Linked DNA regions of Mus musculus: regions 2, 3 and 4 are each linked to region 1. Evidence: chromatin loops called from intact Hi-C (ENCODE). Cell type or tissue: left cerebral cortex. All regions are shown on one strand.

Region 1 (8,000 bases):
GGTATGTAGGAAGGAGATGGACCATCATCTGAAGAGAGGGAGGGGAGGATGAGCCATAAGTCTTGACTGTCAACATTCACCTTCCTGAATCTGCACTGTTCCCTCTTCGGTTTCAGCTGTTTTCTGCTGCCTATTGGTGGTGAAACAAAAAAACAAGAAACAAATGGAAGATGTGAGACATTCACTGACCTCGTAACATGGTTCCCAAACTCACTGGCATCCACAACAGATGTTAGGCTAGGTTAGACCATGACAGTATTACTGCTGGCTCATGGTGGCACATTCCTTTAAACCTGGCACTCAGGAGACAGGCAGGTGGATCTCTGTGAGTTTGAAGCCAGCCTGGTCTACAGAGTGAGCTCCAGGGCAGCCAGGACTACGATATACCCAGGACTATGTAAATATTATTTTGTCTCAAAAAAATAAAACAAAATAAATTTAAAAAGTAATAACTAAGTATCTACCATGTACATAGACACCAAGCTATAAGCACTTTTTTTGTTTGTTGGTTGGTTGGTTTTATTTTGTTTTTCAAGAAAGTGTTAGGGCTGGCGAGATGGCTCAGTGGTTAAGAGCGCTGACTGCTCTTCCAAAGGTCCCGAGTTCAAATGCCATCAAACATATGGTGGCTCACAACTATCTGTAACGAAATCTGATGCCCTCTTCTGAAGTGTCTGAAGACAGCTACAGTGTACTTACATATAATAAACAAGCAAACAAACAAAACAAAAAAAGGACCATTTCTACATCTTAAAAAAAAAAGAAGAAGAAAGAAAGAGTTTTTTTCTGGGTAGCTCTGGCAGTCCTGGAACTTGTTGTGTGGAGCAGGCTAACCTTGGATTCAGAGATAAGACTGCCTCTGCCTCCTGAGTGCTGAGATTAAAGGCATCCACCCCACCCCCCACCCCAGCACACCATCTTGATGCTAATAACAGTGACTAGCACCACAGTTTTATAGATAGAGAAACTAAATCACAGAGCTGGTAAGTGTTGGAGCTGGGTACCTGAACCCAGATCTCCCGAATCCAATGTTCTTAGTCATTCTGCATTAATTCTGCATTCTCCAGGCCATCCCTCCTCTGCCCAGACATCCCTCTTCACTTACCCCTTCATCTCTCTGTGAGGGGGCTCATCCGAGGCGCCGGTCTTTTTTCGGAGGACTTTGTATCTCCCAACTCAAAGGCCTGAATGCTAAGTCCTGGTGGAAACCACAGAGTTTGCAGTGAGGCCAGGCAACTGAACAGCTTTCCAGGTTCTAGAACCTAGGTTCCAAGAAGACACAGCCAGGAAGATAAACCAAGCATCCGCAAAGGACAGTCAACTCCCCCAATTCTGATGGCAAGGGCTAGTCTGCAGTGACTGAAGAAGCAACTCTTCACGGGACATGGAGGCTCACTCCTGGGAGCCTAACACTCAGGGGAAGGAGACAGGAACGGTGCGAGTTTGAGGAGAAAAAGGACCAAGTGTGCTTGCTCATGCCCGTAATACCAATACTTAGGAGTTCAAGGCCATCCTGGGGTGCAAAGCTAGTGTCACGCTAGGCTGGGCTACAAGAACTTGTCTCAAAATAAAATAAAACAAAACTGGGAGATTGGCTCAAACAGCACTCGCAATGGAAGTCTCACTCGGAATGAAGGTAACACCCGAGTCCTAAAACCTATAGAAGAGAGGAATGCAGCATTGAGAGCATGTGTAATCACAGGGCGCCTGATGGAGAGCTGGAGATGAGAGAATCTCTACAAGCGGGGCGCCAGCCACTGTCTCCAGCAACGTGGAAAGACAACAACTGACCCCCTACGGCTCTCCTCTGACCAAAAGAAAAGCTAGGAGGGCTCAGCAGGCAGGGCGTGGTGGCAATGCCTGATTCAAGCACTTGGGAGCCAGGCACGTGGATCTCTGAGTTCAAGGCCAGCCATGGCTACAGAGTTCCAGGATGACCAGGGCAACCTAGAGAATCCATATCTCAAAAAACAAAACAAAAAAAACAACCTCCTCCCCTCAAAGAGGCAAAAACTAACTTGTGAAAGCTGTTTATCACAGCGTCCAGCCCACCACACACATGCATGTGCACACACACACACCAAAACTTTTCTCTCTTCCTTCCTTCCCCCCCAACCCCGCTTCTCTCTTTCTGAGACAGGGTTTCTCTTGTAGCCCTGGCCGTCCTGGAACTCACTCTGTAGGCCAGGCTGGCCTCTGAACTCTCAGAGATCCTGCCTGCTTCTGCCTATCTAGTGCTAGGATTAAAGGCATGGGTCGCCACCACCCAGCTGCTCCTCCATTTTCATTCCAACTCCTGGGGGGAGGAGTAGACTGTGAAACAATGTCTGGGGTGCATGGCTGAGGCTATTGTGGATTGTTACTAAAGCTATTATACTCTATGTCAGCAGCTTCACAGGAAAAGCTAGAGCAAAGTTTAGACCACCACTATCAAAACCAGTAACTAATAACCCCCCCACCCACACACTCCCTCACACACTCCCTGATTCTTCTTCCAGCTTCTCCAACACAAACTGTACGAAAAGAAATCTGAAGCTGGGAGGTGGTGATGCCAGCCTTTGATCCCAGCACTAAGAAGGCAGAGGCAGGCAGATCTCTGAGTTCAATGCCAGCTTGGTCTACAGAGTGAGTTCCAGGACAGCCAAGGTTATGTATAGAGAGGTCCTGTTTCAAAATCAAATAAGAATAACAAAAAACAAATTCCAGTCCTCAAATCTAAGAAGAGGAAAACTGAAACCTTTTTTGCTATTGGGAAACCATCACTAAGCATAAAACCCAGGTTTGGCTCTTGGATACTACTCCGCTGTCGGGGCTCTTGTTTTGAGAGAGTCCAGATTTACAGCATCTGTTACAAACACCAGTGCCCAAGTGCATCATGTTCAAGGCTTCTTTATTTTATCCAGCAAGGCTTCCTGTAGAGCAACATAGTTGCTAAAATGTTGCCATGACAACTCCAAATCAACTAAGCCTCAGGAGGAGGGGGGGAAAGAAAACCTCCAGGCTCAGGGTTCTGCAGGAGAAAAGACAAAGGGGGAGGAATCCATCTACAATGTTCCTGCCTTAGGACTTTTGACAACCAGCCAGAGAACGGGAAAAAACAAAGAACTGTACAGACAGATGCCACCAGAAAGAAACAGCTGCATAGGACAAAGCAATAAAATAATCTCAACAAGAAAGGACAAGATTTTTTTTAAACACTCTACCCGCAAGATCTTCCAAACCTTTCTAATCAAAGAAAAACCTTAGTTTAGCGGATAATGCGCCTCGGAAAGACCGTGTGCAAAGAAGAACGTTAACAACAATAACAAAAGGGAACTGAAAGTGAAACTGTCCGTAGAAAGTAAGGCTGCAAAGGGAGGCAGCGTCCGGATGTACGGACCACCTAGGGGGTCTCCATCCTCAAACAGGAGGAAGAGCTCCTCCTGAAGCTCCTGGCACGGCCTGCAGGAGGAGGCTATGAAAGAGACTGCAAGGCGCACGAGACAACCGTATAGCCAACAGCTGTCAGCGCAACTTCTGAGGCTACCCAGAAACGGCGGTAGGCTCCTTACTCAAACCTTGGTTGTATATCCGGAAGCATCCTGAGCATTAATAATACGTGATACGGAAATCAGCCTAGGATTTTGTGGTTTTGCATGCTCAAAAGGAGAGCCCAGCAAACGTCCTCACCAAGCACAGACGCAAAGGCAGAAATTTAAAAAACAAAACACCCCCCACCACCACCCACACACAAAAACCAGATCAAGTTCCCAAAGACTTCAAGCGCCCGGACCTTGCCCGAGAACGACGCGTCTCCCTGCAGGCCCACCGACTAGTAGTAGGCGCTTGGGGACCTGAGTACCCGGCAGGCGCGAGCCCCGCAGCCCGCGCGGTGACCCCGCCGGTCCCAGCCCAGCTCGCCTGCGCCCCAGCTGCTCCGCGGAGGAGAGACGGGGAAAGGACGCCGGGGACCTTCCCGGGCCTGCGGCTCGAAGCTGGATACCCACCGCAGGCGGCTGGGACGTGTGCACACCGGGGCGGGGAGCGAGCTCGGCCCACAAAGCAGGAGAGAAAGAGCCGGGCACGGCCCCCTCCCCCAAAACAAAGGCTCCGTGCCCAGGCGTGGCCTGGCCTGGGAAACGCCAGCCAAAGCAAAGGTGCCCCGCCATGCCGATCCACCGGCGTCCGGACTCCGGCCGGCTCCGACGCACTCACCGGGCCAGGCCGCTTCAGTCGCCGATTTCCCCCGGCAGCCTTCTCCGTCTTTGGATCTAGGTCTCTCCATAGACAGCTGCTCATGCGCAGTCCCAGCCTGCGGCCATGTTGGTGAGGGGCGGAAGTGTGCCCTCGACCCGCCCAGCCGACGGACGGCCCCCCGAGCTGCCACACTTCCGCTCGCTTCAAATCTGATGCCCGCTAGAGCGGATGTGGGTACGTGAGTGGTCGCAGGCTCTGAAGGGAAACAGACGGTATCCTTGGGGACCTCGCTAGAGGCCTTTGTTTTCAGTAAGAACCAGGAAAAAAAAAACCCGACTAAATTGTACTTCCATCCTTGTGGTAGGCGGAGCCCTTTTACTTCCAGTAAAAGGAAGTAGAGGGTGGAACGGCAATCTTAGGCGCCATCTTTCATAAGGGCAATGTGGGACGCCATCTTGGATCAGGGCATCACTTTGAGGGGGTTCCAAGTGGACTTTGGGACATTTCTGAGTGTACGTGGATCTGGGTATATACCTTTGTATTAACGTCAGCAATACTCCAAAGACCTCATAGCTTTTCCTCAGGCTCTTAAATACGTGTGGGGACGAGTTTGATTACCATTTTCTTCATTCTGGGTGTACCCAGAGTGATTTTGGAATAGTGAAGTATAATAGCAATAGCTAGAATTCAGATTCTGAAGCCATTCAGACTCTGAACTGACACTTTTTTTTTTTTTTTTTTTTTTTTGCGATAGGGTATTTCTATGTAGTCCTACATAAACTATGCTGGACTCGAATACACATAGATCTCTCCACTCCCAAGTGCTAGGATTAAAGACAGCCACCACACCTAGAAACTAACACTTCTTAACTCTGAGGTTTTTGATGGGCATTTTTACTTAACTACAGCTCAATTTCTTTGTAAAACGGAAATACCAATACCAACTTCACATCAAGTGGATTAAATAAATTCAAGAGCAAAGTTTTTATGCACACAAATCTGGCCCAATTCCTGGCATTAGATGAACATTATGTAAATACAGGTTTCTCTTCCTCATTTCTTGACCACCATGAACCCAGTTCTACTTTCTAGCTACAGTTTCCCATGACAACTGAGGAAGAATATCTAAATAAGAAAAAACAAGATATATACATTTTGGCAACTTTGGAATGTGATACCATTCACCCAAAACTTTAATAAGACAAAGTACATACACTGTTTAAATGTTAAAAAAAAAATTCAGCTTTTATTATCAAATACCCACCATTGCTAAATGGTGGCCTGTAGCCCCAGCCTGTGCAGAGACAGTGCTAGAGCCAAATTGAGTGACATTCCCTCTACTTTTCTTTTCCTTTTTCTTTTCTTTCTTTATTTATTTTATGTATATGAATGAGTACACCATTGCTCTCTTCAGACTCACCCGTAGAAGGCATCAAATTCCGTTACAGATGGTTGTGAGCCATCATGTGATTGCTAGGAATTGAACTCAGGACCTCTGGAAGAACAGTAGGTGCTCTTAACCTCTGAGCTATCTCTTCAGCCCAACATTCCCTTTTCCTAAAATGGGAGGACCTCTTCTGCAAAATAATTGAAGGTAGAGGATGCCACCCATTTCCTTCAGCAAACACTGAGGACTTTAAAGAGCTTCTTGGATGTTTCTCCTACTCTGAAACTAAAGAGGGTCAGAAGACAGCCAAAAATCTAGGAACAAATCAGGGGTGAGCTATTCTATATCTGGTCCTATATCTCCCACATCTACAGTAGGCTTCTGTGAAGAGATATTCACAGCTCAGAATAGGGCAAAAGTTTGGCTGAAATTCCCCCACTGTATTTAAATTTAAGAAAAAAAAAAGCTTTTACCTACCCTATGTTTTTGTTAACTCCCTGGAAACAAGATTGTTCTATGTTTCTTAAGACTCTGCTAAGACATAAGTGGCTTTGTGTCTAACACAAACATAAGTAAATCCACCAAGTCTGTACCTCTCATGGTCAAAACAAGAAGCTGGAGGACCCAAGCCTATGGAATTAGACATCTCAGCTGCCGAGGCAGCAAAGACAGCTAGGCAAGTGCTCCAGAGATTGGTGATGATTTCTTGGTTCCTCTTGTCCTGTCCTAATCATACCCCTTCATCTTTCCCATGATTAGTCTGTGTTTCAAAAGCATATGTCTGGCGCTGAGGGGCCACAAGAGGGACAACAGGGTGAAGCTCTCTAGGGGGCAGACTAAGCCGACTCCTGGGCTCAGACCCCTCTGTGCCTTCAGGTGGGCGTTCCAAACAGCTAAGGGGCCGGGAAGAATGGGCAAGGATCATGCTACAAGGAGGGGTTCTGGAGCTGAGACTATAATCCCCACCTCCAGTACAGGTCTGGGTCCGCAGAACTCCCTGAGACTCGGTCCTCTGGCGTTCCCGGGCCAGGGCCACAGCAGCATCAAAAGAAAGACTGCCCCCATTCCTCCAGGAAGCTCGAGAACCCCAAGCTTTTTCTCCAGGAGTCCCATCAAGCCTACCAGGCCTTGGACATGGGCTTGCAGGTGCTACATGGATCTTGCTACACATTGCACTGGGCATCTTGGCAAACTGTGGTTTGGGGGGCACTACAGGGACAGAGCGGACCTGTCGGACCTGAACTAGGGTGGAAGCCAGACGCATGCCCACACCACCAGCTGACCCACAGGGACAAGAATACAGGTCACATGTCTCAGGATTAAGCTGTCCCTCAGCCTCCATGCCCTCTGGTTCAGATGGCTGTAGCGGGGCTTGTTTCATCTCAGAGGTCTGTTCATTGATTTCTTCTGTACTGTCAACCCTCAGTAACTCGACACCTGGCCCTTCAGAGAGGGCCCCCTCTTCTAAGTGGTCACCAACACCTCTCATGACTTCAGTTTCTACGTCTATACTTTTTTGTTCCTTGCTGAAAACCCCTTCCTTCCTATCATCACCCTCTTCTGGACTTCCACTGTCTTCACTGTGTCCTTGGTCTTCTCTTGACTTAAGGTCACTCTTCCTCCTCAGCTCTTTGGTCTCACTCTCTCTGCCTTTCTCAGCCTCATGCTTGTGGACAACTTCCCAGCTCTCCTCAAGAACCAGGTCTTCCTGGAACACATGCTCTGGATCCATATCAGAGTCTACTGGGGTGTCATCTCCTTTCTCAGCTCCTTCTTCTCTCCCAATCTCTCTCTCCTCATCTTTACCCGGTTCTCCTATTATTTTTTCCACATCCTTGGTCTCCTTTATACTTTCAACCTCTCGACCTTCGGAATTTTCTTCCTTGGCCTCTAGCTCTTCCCTACTCCCTTCTTTAAAACTATCCATCACCTTTTGGCTTCTCTCAGCCTCCCCTCCTTCCGCATCAGCCTTTCCAGCCTCCATCTCAGTCTCTGGAGTTGCCTCTGCTTCTTCCCGGTTATCTGATGTGCTCCGGGGCTTAGCCTCCTTTTCCTGCCTGGTTTCTGAGCAGGCCTGTTCTTCTTCATCCTGTGTTGGAGGTTGTTTCCCACACCCTGCTGCCTCTTCCTCCAGACTCCCTACACCTTCCCAGTTGATGGGTTTAGGCCCCAGAAGGGGACTCAGATCATCATAGGCACTCAAGAAGACTTCTTCCCCATAGTCCTCTTCTACGTCAGGTGTGGAAACCGCAGAATCAAGGGAGCAGCAGTTAGGAGCCAGGACATACTGAGTATCATCCAGAGACAGGTCATCCAGGGGTGGCTCCACAGAGAACTCTTCTACCTGTAGGCGTAACATTGTGGCTAAGGACCAGGTAGCCCTATCCACTCTCTGGGCTACACACTACTTATATACCCAGCGAATCTCCTCCTTACC
Region 2 (8,000 bases), 300 kb after region 1:
CTGGAAGCTATTCAGTGACTTCAGTTAAGTGTCTGGTCTTACTCTTTTGAGACATCCGTACCCACCCTCAGGTTTGTAATGTGTTTCCTGCATTTTCCTAAGCTGCTCTCTATCTTTCAGTATTTGTCCTTAAATCTGTATTAAACAAGGTGGCATCTACACCTACAATGAAAACCGGTACTCAGGAGGTTAAGTGCCAGTACTTGCCGTCTCTCCGGCTCCTGAAGAACACTTCTGACAAACTTTACACAAGAAGGTTAAGAGAAAGAGAGACTAGGGAAAGAAAAAGGCATACTTAAGTGTGCGTAAGGGCTCCTCGAGGGAGAGCCATAAATGAGTATTTTCACACGAGACATATATACCTAAAGTTGTATCTCAAAAGCTTGCTTAGAAGCACAGGTTTATTGAGTGATTCTAGAGAAATCAATAGGGTTGCTCAGAGGGCATCTGGAGAAAGTCCTGGGAACACTGCCTCTTCACAAATGGAAGGGTTGTAACGCCTTAAGTAAGTGTTGCTAATTGTGCTTTGTAGTCTGATACTTTGTAGTTTCAAGAATAAAAAGGAAAGGGAGCCACATTATGGTTAGACTACTTCCTGTTCATTAGCGGTGTGGAGCTCTTTGGGGCAAGTTTAATCTTTGCCCACAGGATATCTAATTTCTTCTTGTTTCTTCTTTGCAGACAACTACTTAGCAAATACTTAATCTTTCCCGCAACACACCTTGACCAACAGCAACCAACCAACAACCCACCCCATCACTCGGGACCCTAGCATTTATAGACCCTCTGGAAAGTCCTCAAATTCCAAATGTCACACAATTGCAGAAACTATCTGCAGTTGGCAAAAAACGTGCCTCTGCTAGAGCACTAAGCAAATCAGAGTCAGCTGCTGTGGACAGAATGAAGCAGCCCCATATCCCATACGTGGGATTAAACAAAAATATATTCTTATAATATTTCTGTGGTTTTTAAATAAACCAAAATTTCAAAATTGTCACTACACTGCATTATCCTTATTATTATTATTATTATTATTATTATTATTATTAAAGATAGGTTTCTCTATGTAGTCCTGTAGACCAGGCCTTGAACTCAGGCTTGATCCACCTGTCTCAGCCTTCTGAGTGATTGCAGTGGTACACCCCGAGACACACACACACACACACACACACACACACACACACACACACACACACCCCAATCCCCTCCCACAGCTCTGGCTATCTTGGAACTCATTTTATAGACCAAGTTGGCCTCTGCCTCTCAAGTGCTGGGATTAAAGATGTCCACTGGCTCTGTAGAACAGATTTTAAGTCAGTGGTTCTCAGCCTTCCTAATACTGCAATCCTTTAATACAGTCCCTCATGCTGTGATGACCCCTAACCATCAAATTATTTTCATTGCTACTTCATAACTGTGATTTTGCTGTTATGAATAATAATATAAATGAATATCAGATATTCAGAATATCTGATATGAGACTCCTGTGAAAGGGTCATTGGATCTCCAAAGGGGTCTTGACTTACAGGTTGAAAACCACTCTAAGAAAGAATTTGTGACATTGATGTAAATGTTTGGACCTAGGTCCATCACTTAATAGAATGGGATCACAAGCAGGTCTATTCTTTTCTTGATGCATAACATTTTGATGATGGTGGTTATCTCCTAAGGTGATTACAAGGATCTGTAGCCTGCTACAAAATAATGGGAAACGAGCAATTATGATTTCAGAGTTCCCATTAGTGAATTGAAGATTCTGAAAGTTACTTAATGAAAGATAACCTTCCCAAGTTAACTGCTGAACTGTTGAGCTAGGGCGGGATTGAGGAGGGGGAGGGTTAGGCTGGAGCGACGGGAACTCTTGGAAGGAAAGGGAAAGTACCCATTTCCCTTGCGGGGTCTTTGGAGCCTCTTGGCCACAGCCCCTGCTGCAGAGAGGACCTACCCTTTCTCTGCTCCGCTCTCCTCCCGCAAGTGCGTGGCCCGGGAGAGTCACATCCGGTCCCACTGTCCAGAAATGAGCTCAACCCACAACCCCCCTTTCCGTGACTCACGCCTGAGTACCGGGAAAGCGCTACTGGGACCGTGAGACCGGGCATGAAGGCGGGGCGACCAGGAGACGAGGAGGGACAGGCTGCGTCCGGGAGAAGGAACCGGAAGCTGAGGATGGGCCGAGTGGCCTGCAAGTCCCCAGATCCGCACTTTGGTCTCATGCTGTCAAGAAACGCTTCGCAAGCCAGGCCAGCCCCAAACTTGTCTGAGAAACCACTACTACGTACCACGTCCCTCTGTTTTCGATTGGCTCCCTTCATAACCAGTGGTTGTAACCACTAATTTGCTTTCCTTCTGTTAGATGGGTTTATCTGCATAAACCGGCCTCAGTAAATCTCCCATCTCAAGGTCTGTGTTCCATGTTATGTGTATTATTTGTACATTGTACAAAACGAGGATTATTTAGGCCAAAGGTCCAGTATCAGGTGCTGCGGTGTTGTTAGTTCTCTGGAAGGGACCTCGTGGGGATAGAGGAGACATGCAGGGATATCCAGCGATCGGGAAACCAGAAGGAATTCAGGGGCCAAACTTTTTTTATTATTATTATTTTATTTATTTATTTTGTTTTTTCGAGACAGGGTTTCTCTGTGCTCAGTCTGTAGACCAGCCTGGCCTCGAATCCATCTGCCTCTGCCTCCCGAGTGCTAGGATTTAAGGTGTGTGCCACCACTGCCTGACATTTTTTTTTTTAAATAGCAACTTTATCTCAAGAAATACATTCATGATGTAGCTTACTCTGCCCTACTTTTATTTTTTATTTTTAATTTAATGTGTATGGTTGTTTTGCCTGCACGTATATGTCTTTGCACCAAACTGAGTGCCTGGTGCTAGGGAGGCCAGAAGAGGGGGTAGGATAGCTTCCCTGTGGGTGCTGACACCCTCTGGAAGGTAGCCAGTGCTCTTAAACACTAGCCCCATCAGGGCTACTTTTTAATGCTTCTAATATCTAAATACTGAGCCACACGGAGGACCAATCTTCTAGCCCACAAACGTTTGTGTGTGGGGGACACACTTTAAACCATATCCAACACAAAGTCCAATAAGAGGCAACCTAATCATGGCTGAATACGTGAATACACTGGGGGGGGGGGAGGAGGTCAAGGTCAGGGTCTGGTTAGACGTTAGTGTATGATTTATGGTGACAGTCAGATTGCAGCTCAGTCTTCATCCATCCTCAATGGAACATCGGATGATGGCCAGACTCACAGTAACAGCACAGTGCTGACTCCCTCCTGACTCCTAGTATGTGGCTTTCACTCTGTGTTCTGGAGTGTCCTGCCTCGAATTTAAGAATAGGCCATCACAGACTTGGCATTAAATAAATATTACAACAACAACAACAAGAGATTATCTATTATCTTGAGTTCAAGGCCAGTCTGGACGACAGTGTGAGAACCTGTGTTCTATATCATCCTTCACTTTTGGATGAGTGAGTTTATTAAGTATATATCGAGCAAAAGTGAGAATTATCCAGGAAGAGTAGCATATGCCTTTAAATCCCAGCACTAGGGAGGCAGAAACAAGAAGATCTCTGGGGATTTTTTTTTTAAGATTTAATTATTTCTTTTATGTATATGAGTACACTGTAGCTGTCTTCAGACACACCAGAAGAGGACATTGGTTTCCATTATAGATGGTTGTGAGCCACCATGTGGTTGCTGGGAATTGAACTCAGGATCTATAGATGAACAGTCAGTGCTTTTAACCACTGAGCCATCATCTCTCCAGCCCCATAGTGAGTCTTAAAAAAAAAAAAAAAAAAAAGGTACTATATTAGGAGTACTGGATGCCCCTCTAGAGGACTAGGTTCCCAGCACCCACATGGCAGCTCCAATGTCTTTAACTCCAGTTTCAGGAGACTCGATGTTCTCTTCTGGTCTCTGCGCACGCTAGATTGCACGTGATGCACATGCATATATGCAGGCAAAACAACCATATGCATTAAAAATAAGTTAAATAAAGGGACTAAGGAAGCGTTGTTGAGGCAGCCAAAGTTCCCAGTCCAAAGTTGGAAGCACGCTGTCCTCCTGGTGAGGTTTCCAAATGAAAGAGCAAGTGGCGTGCGCAGATACGGGCTAGGGAATGCTTGCAGAAGCAGCTACCCTGGAGCTTCCAGCGGGGAGCGCTGGCTTTCTTAGTGAATGCTAGGAGTCTGAACTTAAGTTTTCATGCTTATGAAGCAAGCATAATAATAGAGATGGGAGCTTTGTAAAACAAGATAATCACGGGGTAGCAGGCGGCGGGATAGCTCTCAGTATAGGTTATAAACTCTGGAGAGGAGGAATATGAGGCAATCCCTGCTGAAAAGATCGGAGCCCTTCTCGGGACAGAAGTATGAACTGACGACTCCACAGTGCCTTCTGGAAGAAGCTGAAGGAAGACATAAATACTTGCGGGTCTCTTTGGGAGGACCAGCTCACTGTCGACAGTCTCCCTTCGTTCGTGTAACTTTAGCTGTGCTGATCCAGCCCTCGAAATGGTCCAGGAGACGTGTAATTTGGTCAGATCCGTTTGTAGGTTCTGACTGTAAACTCTTTAGATCTTTTTATAGGATTGAAAAAACAGGTTGAAAAACAAAGTTGCTGTTTCCGCCCGGTTTCGAACCGGGGACCTTTCGCGTGTGAGGCGAACGTGATAACCACTACACTACGGAAACTGGCTGGCAAGCTGACCTATATGAGCTGCACTTGAAGTGAATTGTTTCTTTTCTGGCTCTTAAATTCTATTTAGTCAACCAACAAGCAGGTTCCTCTCTGAAGCTGTTAAATGATTCTCACGCATGGGACTTAGACGGTGCCCCCAAAGAAAACTGCCAGAAAAGTTAAGACTCCGCCGGGGACCCAGAAGCTCGGGGAAGAGCGCCAGCCAGGCTTCCGTAACCAATAGGCGCAGCTTTCCAGATCCTGCGGCGCTCCAGGAGTGCTTGGCTGATGAGTATAGGGCGCCACCTGGCGGCCAGCATGTGCTGTGCCGCGCGACGGGAGAAAAATGGAGCGAGCCAAGGCGGCCTGAAACAATGAAAAAGCACCCTGAACCTAAATGTAAAAGGCATTTCCCAGGCTTCCTCGTTACGTTTTTGTTTGTTTGTTTTTAATGAGTCAAAATGTTTATTTGTTCGTTTCTTGCATCTGAGGTACTCTTCGCTGACATCCCTGGCCGTATTATTTAACCACTGCATGCGACCGCTTTATCGGGTTTCCCACTGAGTCGGTTCTGCAGAGGCCTGCCCGTTGCCCTAGTTTCTCCTCGTCAGCCTTAGGTTGATTTGGGGGCTTAGCACGAAGGTCTTCCTCCAACTCGACATACACAGGCTCTGCACACTTGGGTGCATGCTCCAAGGACGGACTTGGTGCTTGTCTACGGTTTTGGCAGCTTCACGAATTTCAGTGCTAGGCCATGGTGGACGAGAGTGCTCTTCAGACCCTTCTGTAAGGCAGTATTAATGTCTACTGTATCTCCAGGAGCAATGCCTTTCCAGGCCATGGCAACCAAAGAGAATGAGTCCCTTCCACCCCTTAAAAAACAAAAATAAAAATAAAATAGCCATAATACGTAATGGGAGACGTTTGGGCTTTTTGTTTGCGCAGCGTAACTTTTGAGACCAGCAGGTATTTGTGCTGCCCTACATATTATAAAAGTGAAAGTCAGTGGATGAGTAAATTTCATTCTGCTAAGATAGAGGACAAAGGAAATGAGAACTGGAGCTAAGAGTCATGGATGAAGGATGAGGAAGAAAGGCGAGAACCCTGGGGAAGAGCTGACTGTGCGAGGCTGTGTAAAATGTGAAAAGACCTCAGCTATTTCCAAGGGGTGCCCTAGACCAACACCAAAGAATGTATCACATTAAGCCACTTTTAGTAGGATTAGGGGACATACTTTCTCAGGGAATCTGGTCCAAGCACATGCTGATCCCACTCTTTTGGAAACATTTACACTTTAGAAATCAATACAGAGCCCGATGACGGTAGCACATAGCTCTAATCCCAGCACTCAGGAGGCAGGCACAGGCAGATCTTGGAGTTCGCAGTCAGCCTGGTCTACAGAGCAGGTTCTAGGACAGCCAGGGCTACACGGAGAAACAAACAGAAAAAAAAATCACTTAGAAAGATTGGATTGACATATATAGCTTTAATAGGATAGAGGTCCTCTTCAAATGTCCTGTGACTGTCCTCTGAGTCCTACTTATACAACCTCCAGGCAGCACTGTCCTCTCACAGGTCGTTCCTCAGCAAATCATCCGGTGAATCTGCATCACGTGACACAACCAGACATTTCCACTCCCGTCCTCCCGCCCGTCCTCCTGCCCTTCCTTCCATGGACTTGGTCCCTAAGAGTAGGTGTATTTATTTACTCCCTATTCGTTGGGCTTCAGAGAGCAGGCGCATTACAGAGATTTTGATCACACAGGTGGTTTCACCAGCTCCAGCGCTGTCTTCACAGCTGACTCTTCTCAGGTGTCCCAATTAGGAGGTTCAGTCAGTATACTTTAGTTATTAACATACTTTAAGAATGGAGTCCTTCTCAGTTAATTTGGCCAAAGAGAAAAAAGAGAGGCAGAGAAGAGACAGAGGGAAGAGGACACACTTCTATCCAGTAATATACTTTGTTTGTAGGATGAACTACAACGAGTTAAGCAAAAACAAAGCTCTGAAAAGCGTCAAGGTCCAAGACCAGATGGCAGCTCTTCAGTGAGCTAGACCCACAGCCAGCAAGTGACTTCAGGATGTTTGAGAAGTAGAGCAAAGGACGGAGGTGTGTCTGGCAGTTATAATATTGAGTAGAAAGAACTAAGAGCAAAATGCCCTAACCAAGAATGAAAGGCCACCATGGTGACAGTGATGAACCCTAGACACCAGGCCACCAGGAAGGCATAATGAATGTTTTGGCTGATTGGTTGGTTTGGGTTTTCAAGATAGAGTTTCTCTGTGTAGCACTGGCTGCCCGGGATCTCTCTTTGTAGACCAGGCTGGCGTTGAACTCACAGACATTCACTTGCTTCTGCCTCCTGTGGCCTGGGACCAAAGGTGTGCACCACCACACCCAGCTTATAATGAATGTTTCTACTTGAGCGCTCTGAGAAAACGTTTCAGGATCGGTTTGAATATTTGTGTTAGTGCGTCTGAGAGGAGGTCTCGTGTAGTCTAGGCTGGCCTTCAACTTGATAGGTAGCCAAAGCTAGCTTAGAACTCATGATCCTACTGCCTCTGCATCCCAAATGGGAGGTAGCATTTGTATGCCAAGAGCCATCTAAGAGAGGCTTAAAAACCAGCAGGTGATCTCCCTGGTCTGATTCCACCTTGGATTAAAATCTATGTCGGATTTGCTCTTGCATGAGAATTTTATTGTAGGAAAGATTCCTGCTGTTAATATGCTTTTCCTGTTATTATATATAAACATATATAACAACCACTAGGTGTTAGCCCACCCCTTTCAGCAGATCTCTGCAGACCAACGAAGATGCACTGTCTTGTAGTGATGCTATATAGACAAATGGGTGACTTCTCAATTCTTAATGATGATCCTATAAGAATTCCTAAAACTATAGAATTAATTATTAAGATCTCTTATAATAGGACTGCTATTAAAGCATTTTTTATGTAAAACTGCATTGAGAACTCTGAGAACCGTCTTCAAGTGTCATGAGTTAATTGTTTCTAAAATAGCAAGAAAGCATCTACTACTCAGAGTACATTACAGGAGGTTGTAAAACCATTCACCAAAGGTCATTAAAAGGGAACTAATGATTTACTACGGGTGCAAGGGCAGAAGATAAAATATTGACAGGGTTTATCTACACAAAACTTCACTAATAACATAGTCACAAAAGTTATGGTTTATAACTCTCCACGAACCTGCAGAGCTGGGGACAGGTGATGAATGTTTAGGCAGATAATTACTCCTAATGGATATGTACATATTCTCTGTTGTAGACCTCTTACTCGATTTGT
Region 3 (8,000 bases), 69 kb before region 1:
CTTAGGGTCAGTACCTGTAGGGGCTGTCCTTTTGGTCCCACAACCTGAGCTCCCGATCCCTCGAAGTGGATCTGGGCCTTTAGTTTAGTCAACAAGTCTCTTCCTAGCAAAGGATAGGGGCAGTCTGGCACATGGAGGAAAGAGTGAGTGACCTTACCGGTAGCCAGGTGTACCTTGCGATCTGTGGTCCAGCGATACCGCTTTCCTCCAGTAGCCCCTTGGACCCAGGCAGACCTGTCACTTAGGGGTCCAGGATTTTGGGTCAGCACGGAGTGTTGGGCCCCAGTATCCACCAGGAAGGTGACTGGTTGCCCCCCGACAGTGAGGGTTATCCTGGGTTCAGGGGGGGGCTCCTGACCCTGACCTCCCTAGTCATCTAGGGTCAGGAGGGAGGTCTGGGGCCTCGGTCCTCGGGGCCCCCGTGGCTTCTTTGGGCAATCCTTAGCCCAGTGTCCCTTTTCTTTGCAGTAGGCGCATTGGTCCTTATCGAGTTGGGGCCTCCTTCGCTCTCCCCCCTGTCTATCCTGTCTCTGACCAGTAACTACAGTGGCCAATAGCTTGCTCATTTTTCTTTGTCTTCTGCGGTCCCTTTCTTTTTCTCTCTGCTCATCCTCTGCCCTACGGCGCTCTTCTTTTTCCTCTGTTTCTCTCCTGATACGTTCTTCTCTTTCTTCCGGGGTTTCTCGTTTATTAAAGATCCTCTCGGCTTCTCTCACTAAGTCCCCTAAGGTTTTGCTTTTTAAGTCTTCTAACCGCTCTAACTTCCGACCAATGTCTGGAGCGGACTGCCAGATGAACGACATGGATACATTGGTTTCTTGCCCAGGGTCCTCAGGGTCATAAGGAGTGTACCTGCGATAGGCCTCTTTGAGTCTCTCTAAAAAGGCCGAGGGAGACTCATTGGGTCCCTGAGTTATCCCTTTTACCTTGGCCAAATTGGTGGGGCTCCGGCCCGCATTCTGGAGACCCGCTAAGAGCAGCTGGCGATAGAGAACTAGGTGGTTCCTACCTCCAGGGGTGGTATAGTCCCAGTCGGGACGTTCGAGGGGAAAGGCGGCCTCGATCTCGTTGGGCAACTGGGTGGGGCGCCCGTCGTCGCCCCGGACTGCCTTTCTAGCCTCCAGGAGCACCCGCTGCTTCTCCTCTCCTGTCAGCAGAGTCCCCAGCAACTGCTGACAGTCATCCCAGGTAGGCTGATGGGTGATGAGAACAGACTCGATTAAGGCAGTCAATTTACCTGGATCTTCAGAAAAGGAAGGATTATTATTTTTCCAGTTATATAGATCAGAGGAGGAAAACGGCCAGTACTGCAACTGACCATTACCCCCCAAACGGAGTGGGAAAGCCCGAGAGGTGGTGGAATCTGCCGCGGGGGGGTCTCTTTTGCCCCGCAGGCGAGACACCATGGGAGAGGGGGCAGGAATCTCAGAAGTGGAGGTGGCCTCTTCTCTGTCGCCATCTCCGTCAGAGGAGGACGGTCCCTGTTCTCCGTACGGCGGAGGGTCTTCTGTGAGAAGGTCAATGAGAGGTCCGCCGTTATCGGAGAGAACCTGAGGTTTAGAAGGTCTGGGTTTTATAGAGGGGGTAAGAGCAGGGTAAAGGGCAGATCGGGGCGGAGGTTGGGTCGAAGGGCCGGATGGGAGGATGGGAGCGGTTGGAGAGAGAGAGAGTTTGGGAGAGACAAAAGGTTTGACCCACGGAGGGGGGTCATAGGCAATAGCCTCCCAGGTGACAATGTATGGGACCTGATCCGGGTGTCCGTGGGGACCGGGAGAGAACACCTTAGATTTAACCTGTGAAATGATGTCTAAATTAAAAGTACCATCTTGTGGCCACCCCACATCGAAAGTTGGCCACTCGGCAGAGCAGAAGGTGACCCAGCGTCTCTTCTTGACGTCCACGGACTGGTTGGACGCAATGCGCTGGACGTCTCCCCAGTGTTCAAGGGTCAGGCTCAAAGGAGTGGTTACAGTCTGTCCCATATTTTTAGAAACGGTCCAAAACAACAATGAACAGACAAATGACAGAACAACACTGAGACAGACAAGACGCGCGGCGCGGTTTCGGCGAAAAACCGAAAGCAAAAATTCAGATGGAGGCGGCGAGGGCTTGGACCTCTCGTCTCCTAAAAGAACCACGTACCCCTCCGACAAAGGAGGGGCTCCAAATAGCCCGAATCGATCAGGACTCGGACTTACTGATTGGGCCACCCAGCGGGCCCCTGATGCCTCTGAGACGTCTCCCAGGGCTGCGGTCGGGAATACGAACTCATCAGTTCTTCCACGGAACCGCCAGATACAGATCTAGTTAGCTAACTAGTACAGATACAGACGCAGGCGCAAAGATTAGATGCCGGCACACACACACGCACAAAGACAGAGACGGAGACAAAACGATCGCTGGCCAGCTTACCTCCCGACGGTGGGTCGGTGGTCCCTGGGCGGGGGTCTCCGGATCCCGGACGAGCCCCCAAATGAAAGACCCCCGAGCTGGGTAGTCAATTACTCTGAGGAGACCCTCCCAAGGAACAGCGAGACCACGACTCGGATGCAAACGGCAAAAGGCTTTATTGGGAACACGGGTACCCGGGCGACTCAGTCTATCGGATGACTGGCGCGCCGAGTGTGGAGTTTTTACCCTTTTTATAGGGCTTGGGCTGGGGGGCAAAAAGCGCGGTTACAGAAGCGAGAAGCGAGCTGATTGGTTAGTTTAAATAAGGCTTGGGGTTTTTCTCGGTCTTTTGGGGAACTTGAAACTGAGGTGGGACTTTCCAGAAACTGTTGCTAGTTTCGCTTTATCTGAGTACCATCTGTTTTTGGCCCTGAGCCGGGGCCCAGGTGCTCGACCACAGATATCCTGTTTGGCCCCTGTCCTAGTTTTGTTCAGCCTTATTTTTTAACTAAACTTTCTTGTGGCTTTTGAGAACTCAGCTCTGGTACTTTTTCATGCCTTGCAAAATGGCGTTACTGCAGCTAGCTTGCTAAGCCTTATGGTGGGGTCTTTCATCACCACTGCCTGGCCTTCTCCATGAACATCATAGTTGACCTCAACTTCCTAGGGCTTTTTCCTGTCATATTATATAATATATATGTGTGTGTGTGTGTGATTTATTTATGTGTATGGGTGTTTTGCATTCATGCATATATGTGAACCATGGAGGCCAGAGGACATCAGATCCCTTGGAGCTACAGTAACAGGTTACAGATAGTTGTGAGCTGCTATAGAGATGCTGGAAATCGAACCCTGGTCCTTGGGAAGAGCAGCCAGTGCTCATGACCACTGAGCCATGTCTCTAGCCCCCTGGCCAGCTATTAGATCAACTTATTTTCCCCGAGCTTCTTCAGTGTGTCCAGGTGGGGGAATCTATTACTGGGACTCATTACACTGCTGCTGGATGCACCCAGAGAACCTGGAAGAAAGAGTGGACTTAGACCTAAGTTCTCAAGAAGCCTGTATTCTGGTGCTGGAGAGATGGCTCTTCAGTTAAGAGCACTGACTGCTCTTCCAAAGGTCCTGAGTTCAATCCCCAGCAACCACATGGTGGCTCACAACCATCTACAATGGGATCTGATGCCCTCTTCTGGTGTTTCTGAAGAGAGCAACGGTGAACATAAAATAAATAATTCATAAATACATAAAATAAATAATTAGTTATTCTGGGAGATGTGGCTCTCCACTCTTTCCAAAAACTCTTGAGACCTGTGCTGATTACTATACCCACATAACCTCGTATAGAATGGCAGCAGAGAGTTTTCTGGTCTTTGATTATCAAGTTTCAATAACCAGAGAGAAACTTTTTTAAAAAGAAGAGAAAACAAATATATAGTTTATCTCTATTGTCCAAACTAAAACAACTCATCTTTCTGCACCCTTCTACCGAGTGCTGGGGTCCCCAGCAGGCACCACCGTACCTAGCTGTTATTCTCCTTTTATTTAATAATCATATACCCCCCAAATCATAAATATTTTAATGTTTCTACGTGTTCTCCATAATTATTGTTCAATAACTGGATAAGTCTCCATCGGTCTCCACATTCTGGTTTAACAATCTGCGTATTGTGCAGAGCTTGGTTTCCTTCCAGCTCGTTACTTTACGGATCACGCTACAATGAATGCCTTTCACGTGGATCTACATACGTCCCTTGCTTTGTTTAATTGTCTCCTTGGGGCTTGTTCCCACGAGAGACATCACTGCATTTCAGGGTGTGAACAATTTTATGGCCACTGACACAAGCTGTTCTAATGGGTCCCAAATAGGTTGTGACTACTTACTAGCCCGCTCACAGGCAGAGTCCCCCCAGAACTTAACACCTTCAACACCAGCAGAGTCCCCTCCAAAACTTAACACCTTCAAGATAAAGGTACACTATTCCCCGGTTTTTTGTTTGAGTTGGGATGGGTGAAGTTTAGCGATGTAGTTCTGGGGACTTTTCATTGTTGTTTTGTTGAATATTAACACCGGAAAAAGTGGACTCTCAGTTTAAATGCCATTTAATTGTGATTCTTTGCCTTCTTTCTGCATTTACTACGGATAAGTAGGACTCAGGTTCACAGGGTGATTCCGAAAGCTAAACTACCACGGATCCCTAAACTGCTGCAGGCCAGCACAACCTAGCAAGATTTTTGTCTTGTTTTGTTTTGTTTTTTTCAAGTCAGAGTTTCTTTCTTTGTGTAGTCTTGGCTGTCCAGGCTGGTCTCAAAGTCTCAGAGACCCTCCTGCCCCTGCCTTCTGAGTGCTGGGATTAAAGGTGTATAATCTTTATGCATCACCCTGTATAATAATTTTAAAACTACCATATTGTTATAAAGAACAGTAGGAACACACAGACACACATATGCAGATCATTAAAATCCATTAAACACTTTTAAATTTTATATATCTGAATGTTTTGCCTACAAGTATGGACATGGACCTTGTACATGTAGTGCCTGCAGAGGCCAGAAGAGGGCATCAGATCCCCTGGAACTGCAGTAACAACAGATGGAGAATACTCCAAAGAACAGCAAGTGCTCTTAATCACTGAGCGAGCCATCTCTAACTAAGTGGTTTAAATTGCAGACATTTAGGAGCTGGCTAGGTGGCTGAGTGAGTGGGTAAAGCTCAGAAAATTTGACTACCTTAGGTCAAGCCCCAGAGCCTAAGTAAAGGTCGTGGATCCTCTAATACCTTGTAAGAATTCCCCCGAGTGTTTGAACACTTGTGAGTGCATGCACGCAGACACTTTTTTTGTTTGTTTGTTTGTTTTGTTTTGTTTTTTTGTTTTTCGAACCAGGGTTTCTCTGTATAGCCCTGACTGCCCTGGAACTCACGCTGTAGACCAGGCTGGCCTCGAACTCAGAAATCCACCTGCCTCTGCCTCCGGATTAAAGAGATTAAAGGCGTGCGCCACCACGCCCAGCTACTTTTTTTTTTTTTAAAGACAGTTCAAGGCTAACCTCTACAACAGACCAAGTTCAAGGCCTGAGCCAGAGAAAATCTTTCCTCAAAACAAAATAAACCCAACACTCCAGAGGCAGAGATCCCCGTGAGTTCAAAGCCAGGCAGAGCTACATAGTGAACCCTGTATGGGAAGAAGAAAAAAAAAAAGGAGAGAGCACAAGATATTAAGCGGGGAGGGGAGGAGAGGGATCCTCTCTACAGCAGCTTCCTTAAGCACATTCCATAACGTCAACATCAAGTTTAAAAAGGTATGCCTGTGTGCGCATGCGTGTCCACGATCACCGCCCACCTTTGTGGCGTCCGCTCTCTCCTGCCTGCTTCTGGGTTCTGAGGATCAGTCTCGGGTGCTCATGACCCATTGAGCCATCTCAAAGGCCCTAAGTAAGGCTTCGCACAATCCCTTCTCTCTGTTTTCTCTCCTCGTCCACAGATAATTAGCCAACAGCCCTGCCTAGCAGGCAGGGCTGCCTCCACCCTCCCGTGCCCCGCCCCACCCTGCAACGCACAGGGCGCTGCCTTGCCTGAATTGAGTAAACTTCCCTTCCGGTTCAGACCTCTCTCTCCTCTGTACCTCAGAACCGGTCTGTCCGGGTTCTACTCTCAGGTGGTAGAATGAAGATCTCAGAAATGCTGGTGGAACTGGCCGAGACTGGGTGCACCGTGTGACTGGAAGAATAACAGTAACGCCCTTACACACGTACACACACACACAGAAACGCACCTGTACACATGCACACACATATGCACACGGGCAAGCACACACACACTCACGCAGTACCCCAGCACACACCACTTCCAGGGTTTCCCAGCTCAGGCCCAAGACTCCCTCTTTGCTATTTCACCTGAGCTAACAGGTAGAACCAGGACACATGATAAACATACATTAGAATCTAAAAGTAAAACAAAACAAACAAGCAAACAAACAAACAAAAACACGAAACTCTCAAGCGCCCATATGCTATGTCCAAATCAATGGGGTGCTTGGCTGGACCCTAAACTTTTTGCTTTCATTAATTGCCCATTGGGCCACTGTAGAGACAAACTAGAGGAGGCCTCAGAAAGCACTGTGAGAAGTAAGGCCCTCAAATTTGCGTTCAGAAAAATCACATCTGGATGCTTCCTCTGGGACAGAATGCTGCTGCTGCTGCTGCTGCTGCTGCTGCTGCTGCTGCTGCTGCTGCTGCTGCTGCCCCTGCATCTCTCCCAGGTCCCAAAGACACATTCCCCCAAGGAGAGGAGTGGTCAAAAACTGTGGTAGAAAAGAATTTGTGTTTTAGCTCAAGGTCTACATCCTTTGCTCGAGGCTGCTAGGCAGGAAGAGAGGAATGAAGAATTGTTAATACCCATCTGCTTCCGGGGTAGGGACTGGGTCAGATCGTACATCTGTCAGCTTCCTCTCCTGCAAAAGGCCAAGAGCCAGACCGACACTACCCTTTCTGAGGCCGACAGCAAGCAAATGCCTCCCCCACCCTGTCTGTGACCATCAGCGAGACATATGAATACTGATGGGTGACATCTTTGGACACAAATAGCATGGTTAATGCCAGTAACTCCTTTTACAAGTGACTTGGTCGTTCTTCGGTCACACCCTTTGATGGAGAGCTCTTCTAGTACAAAGGAAGCTATAGGCACCCAGAAGAATCCTGTTTCACGAGCTAGCACCACAGCCCCAAACCAGAAAGTATCACACAGCTCCGATTCCACCACTTAGAAGGAGGAAGGCAGGAGGATCAGGAGTTGAAGACCCTCCTAAGCTATATAGCAATTTAAAATCTAGTCTAGCCGGGCGTGGTGGCGCACGCCTTTAATCCCAGCACTTTGGAGGCAGAGGCAGGTGGATTTCTGAGTTCAAGGCCAGCCTGGTCTACAGAGTGAGTTCCAGGACAGCCAGGACTACACAGAGAAACCCTGTCTCGAAAAACCAAAAAACAAAAAACAAAAAACAAAAAACCTAGTCTAAGCTAAATAAGATAATGTTTAGGGAGCAGGAAAGAGAGAGAAGAAGAGAAAGAGGGAGGGAGGAGAGAAAGGGGGGGGGGCTGTTTTACAACCTTAAGAAGAACAACCTTGAAGCTAGAAAAGGATTAGTCTCAGCTTTGTGGTTTTTAATCCCTAACCATTAAACCATCCTGTCTCCCCAGCTCCCACCATTCACACACTTACACAGGAGAATCTCGTGTTATTAAAAACTTCAGTACTATTTACTAGCACTGTGGAACTGCCTGTCTGGGGCTTTCTAAAGGACAGAAACTAGAGTGAGGTATGAGATGGTCAATCCATTTGGCCCACCAGGTGGCCCAGTGTGCCCCCCCCCCAGTTCTATTCACATAGTCCCCCATGTCCTTTATGCTGTGGCTCTCATGTAGGAGGTAACACAAGCCAGAGCTCTCTCCCTGCATCTTCCTTCGGCCTCCAGCAAGAACATCTGGAAGCCGCTTTGGGGTCCCTGCCCTAACTGACCAGTTTTTATCTCCTGATCTCATCAAAGGCCTGAGGATCACTGTGGCAAAAAAGGAAAAACAAACCTAGACCAGGTATAAGTGCTTATAATCCCAGCACT
Region 4 (8,000 bases), 120 kb after region 1:
ATGGACAGATTGGTGCATCAAACACAGACAATACAGAGAGGGTAGTGAACTTGATGTAACCAGAACTAAGAGTGTCTCGTGTAGGGGCCTGAGAGAAAGCAGGACATCTCCCAATTTCCCTCTGTTCCTGAGAGAGAAATCCATTTTCCTTCTCTCTTGATCTCTCTCTCTCTCATGTCATTTCCCTTGTTTTGTTTTTTTCTTTTACTCTTTTTTTTAATTTAATTTTATTTTATTATTTTTTAAATATTTTTATTAGATATTTTCTTTATTTACATTTCAAATGCTATCCCGAAACTTTCCTATACCCTCCCCCCTTAATTTTATTTTATTTTATTATTTTAAGCCCTACTCCCGCTGCCTGATGTAGTTTTTGACTGAGGACAAATACCTGCTTAGAATTTTTCCAGTCCCATTTTCCACTGTCAACCCCTAGGTGATATCAGCGCCAGGCCAACACTCAGTCTAGCCTTCAATCCTTACGATCAACAGCCTTCAAAAGATGACATTTGTAGTGTTAACAGTAATGCTGCATGTTGCTTACTGTGCACGGATACATCTTCTATTTTCTGTAGAGCCCCACCAAGACAGTGTAACCCCTGTCCTTCTTTCTGCTTTCAGGCCACTCGTCAGGTGCCACCTGTGGCCACAGGTTACTGGGTTCCTGAAAGTAAAGATGGGGTTTTGGATGGGAAAAGCATTGAGAGAAATAAGGATCCAAGACAAAGTTTTCTGATCAAGGCCAATGTTTACTTATGAGTCTGAGCTGCTAAAGGAAGGGAACCCATCCCCCACCACGCCAGGATCTCCTTGTGTTGTTAGGATCACTGCTTTGTCAGGATAGTGTCAGGAGAACAAGCTCAGCCTCTCAGCAGGTAGTGGCGTCTTGGAGGAAAGCTGCAGATGTGGCAGGGCAATAGACTTTACCTAGGTTGGAAGACTCTACCCTAGGTGGGCTAGCAAGTGTGACAACCCAGGTCTGAGCAGCCTGCTCAAGGCTGGGGGAAGGGCACATTTTCTATGCCTCCCTTATTCCTGAATAATGACCAGAGACCTTTATATTTATATATATGCTTCTTGCACTGTAGCTGGGCAGATATTCATCTATTCTAACCCGACTATGCTGGCTACTTCCCGGCCATCTGCCCCTTCCCAGTCTGGCCCTGGCTGTTCTCCTCTGTGTCCTCTTGGCAACTCTCATGGTGACTCTCTCCATCTGGTACCCCCTCACTGGGACTGGAAGTTCTGCTTAACTCTCTGGCCCAGCTATAGGCTGATCAGCTATTTATTAACCAATCAAAGATGATAAAGAACAATTTTCACACAACATAAAGATGGGAGATGCTTCAGTAATAATGACCATGCGGAAGTCCAGACTGCAACCAGATCTCTGGGGTAAGGAAATCAGCATCTAAATACACAGTACACAAAGCCATTCCCCAACACCATGTGTGCCTAGTGTCCTTGAAGTCCAAAATAGGGTATCATAGCCTCTGGAATTGAAATTATGGAAGGTGGAAGATGGCAGCTTAAAATATAAAAGCTTATACTAAGGTGCAGGAAGTGCTGTCCGGTGGTTGGTTCAGATCCAAGTTATGGGTAACTATACAAAACTGACTTCAATTGTGATTTGTTTCAAAGGGCACAGAACATAACAATATGTAATCAATCTTGCATTAAAAAATTTCCTAGTCACAGCAGAAACATATGAGAAGGTTTCCTTATAATTGCAGGCTAGCCAGGTAACAGTTACCCAGGCCTTAACATTTTCTGTAGGCCTTAATATTTTACCTAGGTCCTAATACCACCACTGCCTGACAAGCATGAGGGTTTTGTTGTTGTTAAGAGTTATTTATTGGGGCTGGAGAGATTACTCAGTAGTTAGGAGCACTGGTAGCTTGCTCTTCCAGAGGTCCTGAGTTCAATTCCCAGCAACCACATGGTGGCTCACAACCATCTGCAATGGGATCTGATGCCCTCAACAGTGTACTCATAAATGCAATAAATAACTTGAAAAAAAAAAGGAGTTATTTATTACCGGGCAGTGGTGGCACACACTTTTAATCCCAGCACTTGGGAGGCAGAGGCAGGTGGATTTTTGAGCTTGAGGCCAGCCTGGTCTACAAAGTGAGTTCCAGGACAGCCATGGCTACACAGAGAAACCCTGTCTTGAAAACAAAACAAAACAAAAACTCTTTCCTCCCAAAGAGTTATATATTTTATATATGTGATTACACTGTTGGGGTCTTCAGAAACACCAGAAAAGGGCATCGGATCCCATTACAGGTGGTTATGAGCCACAGTGTGGTTTCTGGGAATTGAACTTAGGAACTCTCCTGCTCTTAACCACTGAGCCATCTCTCTAGGCCAAGAAATAAGTTTTTTACTAAGAGGTAAAAAATGATAGCAGTACATGTACAGATCCAGCAGAAATGTCAGGAAAAGTTATTCCTTTACAGATGCACATAACAAAATTAAAATAATTATGTCACAGCAATTGTAAAACCAATTTCAAACCACTGTTCCCTGACCACATCACTGTGACTGCACGCGCACACACACACACACACACACACACACACACACACACACACACACACACTAAAATAAATAAACACAGATATAAATTTTATTTACCTTAGGAGATCTTTAGTGAAGCATTACAAAGATGTGTTAGCTACATCTAATATCTTTATAAAGAGCTGTGTGGCATGCTAGTAAGATTCAAAACCTCTAGACTTGGTGGTGTGCCTGTAATACCAGTACTTGGGACATGGAGACCTGGGAGTCAGGAATTCAGATACATGAGACCTGTCTCAAAAACCAAAGCAACACTGAGAATGAAAGGAAGAAACTAAGAACATACTATCAAACAACATAGGGGAGAGAGGACAAGAACACTCTATTAGCCAAGCAGGGTACAGAACATCTTTAACCCCAGCACTCCAATTGCAAGGGGCCTTTGGATCCTGTGAGTTCAAGGGCAGCCTGGTCTACACAGAGAATTCTAGGACATCCAGGAGTACACAGACCTTGTCTCAAAAGAAAAACAAATAATCTACCAAACAACACAGGGAAATCATCTGGGATGGAAAAACCCAACATCATTTATTTGTAGCTCAGCCTGTGATGACAGACACTCACCATCAGGTCTGGTTGATGTAATAATGGGGATCCAACTCCATTTCTGTGCATTCTAGGCAAGAATTCTAACACTACACTACGTCCTCAGCCCTTAAAACTATATTTGAGTGTTTGTTTTTTCACCTAGAGGACTGGAGATACAGCTCAAGATTTAAGCGCACTTGCTACTCTTGCAGAGGATCAGTCTTCAGTTCTCAGCACCCACATGGAAGTCATGTCTGTAACTCTGGTTCCAGGGCATCTGTTGCCCTTTACATGCCTCTACTGGCACTGCATGCACATGGTACCTTACATACATGCTGGTAAAACACTCACATGACATACAAATATATAAATTTAAATTGAAGTTGAAGGGGCACACATGCCACGGCATAGGTATGTAAGTCAGAGGACAGCATGTCTTGTTTTTCTTTCTTTCTTTCCTTCTTTCTCTTTTTTTGGGTAGGGGGTTGTTTTGGTTTTGAGGGGTTTTTTGTTTGTTTGTTTTTTGGGATTTTTTTGTTTTTGTTTTTGTTTTGAGACAGGGCTTCTCTGTGTAGCCCTAGCTGTTCTGGAACTCACTCTGTAGACCAGGCTGGCTCTCAAACTCAGAGATCTGCCAGCCCTCTGTCTCCTGAGGGCTGAGATTAAAGATGTGTGACACCACCATCTTGGAATTTGTTCTCTTTGTAGACTCAAACTCACCAAGGTTAAAACTCTAGAGTCCTCTGCCTCCCAAATGCTGGGATCGAAAGTGTGCAATCACAGCAGCTGTGGCATATGGAGTTTGTTCGTTTTAAATTGAGTTGCAGCAATCTTCTGATCTTGACCCCTAAGCTCTGGGATAACACATGTGGGCCACCAAGCTTATTGAGGTTTCTTGGTTTCAAACGAATTTAGAAATTACCCAACCAGCACTTGGGAGACAGAGGCAGGCAGATCTGTGAGTCGGAGGCCAGCCTGGTCTAATAAAAAAACAACAAATTACCAGATGACTTGCCATAGGCTTAGAATAGGCATTCAGTGACTGTTAGTCATTTGGGTGAATTCATCTAAGAAGAAATCGTTTCTATATACTTAATATATAGCACACAAAAGATATTCAGTAACTCTTTGGAAAAAAAAGTTTTATCTTTAGGATGGTTTTAAAACCTAAACAGATTAATTTTGAAGTAAGCAATAGCTCCGGGCCATTTTGTATGTGTTAGAGGCAAGTCTGTGGTATATAGGACCCAATGTCCTTTAAAAAACAAACAAGCTTACATACTTCCTAATTCAGTTGTGTTAATTATTCAGGACAGGGATGGAAAGTAAGGAAGTCACTCTGGAGAACAAAGACGTTAAATTGCGCATCTTAGGAGATAGGACTTTGAAGACAGTCTAGAAAAACCTGAAATTCAAACAACTTTGCTGGTTTGGGAAGGTCTTGAGTTTTTCCCAAGATTGCTTCTGAGCATGAACGGAAGTCGTTCTCTGAGCAGGCTCCGGTGATTTAATGATAGGTGGACAGAGTAGCCCGCCTCCATTCTGTTCTTCCGGACGCTCACACCCGTAGGTCAATTTTATTTCCTTACAATAAATAAATAAAAATCGAATGCATTCAGGGTCCGCTTTAAAGCCATCCAACGCCTCCTCTTCCCACAGTAAAGATGGCGACGCCGTGAGTAAGTGACAAGCAACTGCACTTCCGCAGTTTTCCTGCTCCCTGGTCCAAGATGGCGGACGAGGCCACTCGGCGGGTCGTGTCTGAGATCCCGGTGCTGAAGACCAACGCCGGACCCCGAGATCGGGAATTGTGGGTGCAGCGACTAAAGGAGGAATATCAGTCCCTGATCCGGGTCAGTTTTACTCCTGTGCTTGACCGCGTAGCAGAGGGGTGGCGAGTAACCAGGTGTCCCCGGGAATTGGCTCCGGGTGGAAGCCGCTTCCGGTTTTAAAGTTTAAATTCTAAATTCATATAAATGCGATTGTTTGGGGGGCTGGGGGCGTTACGGGTGGCCGGAGGGAGGATGCAGAAGAGATTCCGGCTAGGAGCACAGTAGGGCTAGACTTTGAAGGAAAAAACAGCAGTATTCCGGGAAGGTGACGTGTCCCTCTCGCACCAGGTGCTTGCTCTGCTGGCTGTGGTAGGGGGTCAAAGTACTTCTTAGCGCCTGAAGAAGTGTCTGTGCATCACTGCTCTTTCATTCTTCATGATGAAATGGATGGAATTAATGTCAGGACTGAAAACCTAAAGTGTTTAGAGGTAGAGAGAGAGATGTTTTTAGTTATAAATTAGCCATCCTTTCAGCTAATTCCTGTTATGGGAAGAGAAAGATTGCCCTCCTTTTGGTGCTTTCTATCTGCTTCAAAACCCAGTAGATCGCTTGCAGTATATGTGGCCTCACTGAGAAACTGGCGAGTGCTTGCGTAGCATGCAAGATGTCCTTGGGTTCCATCTCTGGCACCTCATAAATTGATGAGGCTCATATGTTCTCTGTACCCAGGATGTGGAGCCAGGATTGGAAGCTCGGGTCGTTTTTTAGACTGCATAATGAATTCAAAGCCAGTCTGGACTATAGGAGACCCTGCCTCAAACCACAACAATAAAACATATTATTGTGTTACTAGTATCTATTGAGAGTATATAAAACCGAATAAGAATGGCCCTACTGAGGTTGACAGAAACAGTATTAAACTGTGTTTAAGTGGAGAGACAGAGACATAACTAGGGTATTTTGAGAACATGGGGAGGAAGGAGTAAGGTGTAGCGAGGATTCTGGAATTTTGGTTTCTTTAAAACAGAAGCATAAGAATATGTTTTTGTTTTAATCCCAGGTGTGGGGATGTGGCACAGGTTCAAAGCAGCTGACTATGATTTGCCTTGTTCTCGAGCAGAGGCCTGGTTTTGCCAGCTGCAGATGGTTTCTGGGATTGCATGACAATTGGAATTCTGGGAAATGTTCAGAAAGTATATAAATACTAGAGCTCTGCCAGCATTTGCAGGTTGTTGGTTACTCAGGGCGTTGGCTGTGATTTGTTAGTAGTCTTGTTTAAAGAAACAAGAGGGAACTTAGGTATGCCTCCCCTTCTCACTCCATTTTCTTTCTTGCCTATCTAGTGATAGGGGATGAAGCTGGGGAATAAAGGGTGGAGAAAACAAGAAACCATAAAGTAGCTAAAACACCAGCCATGATAAGGCTTCTTAGAAGTGGTAAAACTTGAATTAAAACTTAAAAGTATAAATACAGGGCCAGAGAGAGATGGCTCAGTTTGTAAAGCACCTTCTGCAAAACCTAAACAAACCTTAGTTTGATCCATGAAACCCACAGTAGAGGACAACTGGCTCTTCAGGTTGTCCTTTAAATACCACAGGCAACACCTTGGCGTACACCACACACACACACACACACACACACACACACACACACACACACACACACACACATTTGCATATGAAACCTAAGGTAGGGGCTGGAGAGATGGCTCAGCGGTTAAGAGCACTGACTGCTCTTCCAAAGGTCCCGAGTTCAATTCCCAGGAACCACATGGTGGCTCCCAGCCATCCGTAAAGAGATCTGACACCCCCGTCTTGTGTGTCTAAAGATAGCTACAGTGTACTTACCTATAATAATAAATCTTAAAAATAAAAATAAAACCTAAGGTAGGAAAAGGATGTTCAAGATGTAAGGACAAGAGTGAAGAAATGGCTCCCTCTGCCCTTGTAGAGGACCTGGTTTGGTTCCCAGCGCTTACATGACTGCTCACAACCATCCATAAACTCCAGGTTCAGGGGTTCGGATTCCCTCTTCTAGTCAGCATGAGCAGAGCAAAGGATGCCAGCTAGGAACAGCATGGTGTAAGCAGAAAGCTTCCGGGATGCTGAGGTAGGAAGAGTGAAGCTAGCTTGGACAGTTTCAAAGCCTTCTTGAGTTGTGTCTTAACATTTTACCGCTGTGAAGAGACACCTTGACCAAGGCAACTCTTAAAAGGACAACATTTAATTGAGGTTGGCTTGCAGGTTCAGTCCATTATCATCAAGTAAGGAGCATGGCAGCATCTAGGCAGGCATGGTGCAGGAGGAGCTGAGAGTTCTAGACCTTCATCTGAAGGCTGCTAGCAGAATACTCACTTCCAGGCAAAGCCCACACCTACAGTGACACACCTACTCCAACAAGGCCACACCTACTCCAACAAGGCCACACCTACTCCAACAAGGCCACACCTTCTAATAGTGCCACTCCCTGGGTCAAGCATATATAAACCATCTCAAGTTGTTACAAAATGAGCTCAAGACCAGCCTGAGCAATTTAGTGAGACTATCAAGAAGGGAACAAAAAGTGAAAAAAAAAAAAAAAAGTAAAATTTGGGCTGGGGCTAAGGCTAGGTGTTGCAGTACATACCTATAAACCTAGTACTGGGGAGACAGAGGCAGGAGAATTTCAGTGAGTTTAGTTCCAGCCCTGGCTGCAGAGAGACCCTGTAACAGACGCAGCAGGAACTGACTCTAGAATCGGCAGGACCCTGTAACAGAGGAACAGCAGAAACTAGAATTTAGAATCTGCAGGGCATCATGAAAGATTAGTAAGGAAAACAAGGGGAAAGGTCAGGAACGAAGGCTGGCGCCTGGCTCAGGTGACTGAGTGAGACTGCCCCTGAAATGGAGAATGTCTGTGGTACTTTGTAGTGAGAATTCTAGAATTAAAAATAAAACAAACAACAACAACAACCCCCCCCCCCAGACATGTTATAAGAATGTGCGTTTACTTTAATCCCAGGTGTGGGGCTATGGGGCGCTTCGGACTGACAGCAGCTGCTCATGATTTGCCTCAAGCTGTAACAGAGGCATGGTTACGCCAGCTGCAGATAATTTCTGGAATTTGGGACATTTGAAATTC

Evidence for each region. Hi-C counts contacts between places; a loop is a spot of excess contacts. Peaks named below come from ENCODE experiments on the same cell type or tissue, not always from the same donor. Only the 100,000 strongest peaks of a DNase experiment are listed, where the experiment ranks them.
Region 2: it touches region 1 in a loop (4-fold over the local background); 2 of 42 quality-filtered maps call a loop at or near these places.
Region 3: a loop joins it to region 1, with 2.8 times the contacts of the local background. A loop is called at or near these places in 11 of 42 quality-filtered maps.
Region 4: it touches region 1 in a loop (3-fold over the local background); 3 of 42 quality-filtered maps call a loop at or near these places.

The regions. Positions count from the first base shown.
Region 1 is chr1:171,407,635-171,415,634 of GRCm38, reverse strand. It overlaps Arhgap30 (Rho GTPase activating protein 30), which reads right to left. Exons shown (of 12, transcript NM_001005508.2): 11 at 8,000; 12 at 5,395-7,907. The coding sequence ends at 6,294. It overlaps Usf1 (upstream transcription factor 1), which reads right to left and starts at 4,322. Exons shown (of 10, transcript NM_001305676.1): 1 at 4,195-4,322; 2 at 1,106-1,198; 3 at 81-130. The coding sequence starts at 1,113. In left cerebral cortex, a CTCF peak has its summit at 3,465; DNase peaks (open chromatin) are centred at 3,511, 3,859, 4,330, 4,574 and 1 more place; H3K4me3 peaks cover 2,359 bases; H3K27ac peaks cover 2,065 bases.
Region 2 is chr1:171,108,151-171,116,150 of GRCm38, reverse strand. It overlaps n-TVcac6 (a tRNA gene), which reads right to left and starts at 4,708; the gene lies at 4,636-4,708. It also overlaps a transcript of Cfap126 not described here. In left cerebral cortex, a CTCF peak has its summit at 4,999 (motif pointing left); DNase peaks (open chromatin) are centred at 2,114, 4,173, 4,712 and 4,978; H3K4me3 peaks cover 2,716 bases; H3K27ac peaks cover 2,257 bases.
Region 3 is chr1:171,476,151-171,484,150 of GRCm38, reverse strand. No RefSeq gene overlaps it. Among named protein-coding and RNA genes, the nearest start is that of Alyref2, 23 kb to the left of the region's middle. In left cerebral cortex, CTCF peaks have their summits at 3,608 (motif pointing left) and 4,933 (motif pointing right); DNase peaks (open chromatin) are centred at 4,956 and 5,756; H3K4me3 peaks cover 288 bases.
Region 4 is chr1:171,291,595-171,299,594 of GRCm38, reverse strand. Ufc1 (ubiquitin-fold modifier conjugating enzyme 1) reads left to right here and starts at 4,593. Exons shown (of 7, transcript NM_025388.3): 1 at 4,593-4,674; 2 at 4,768-4,961. The coding sequence starts at 4,839. In left cerebral cortex, a CTCF peak has its summit at 4,783; DNase peaks (open chromatin) are centred at 4,774, 5,006, 5,473 and 5,995; H3K4me3 peaks cover 2,003 bases; H3K27ac peaks cover 1,805 bases.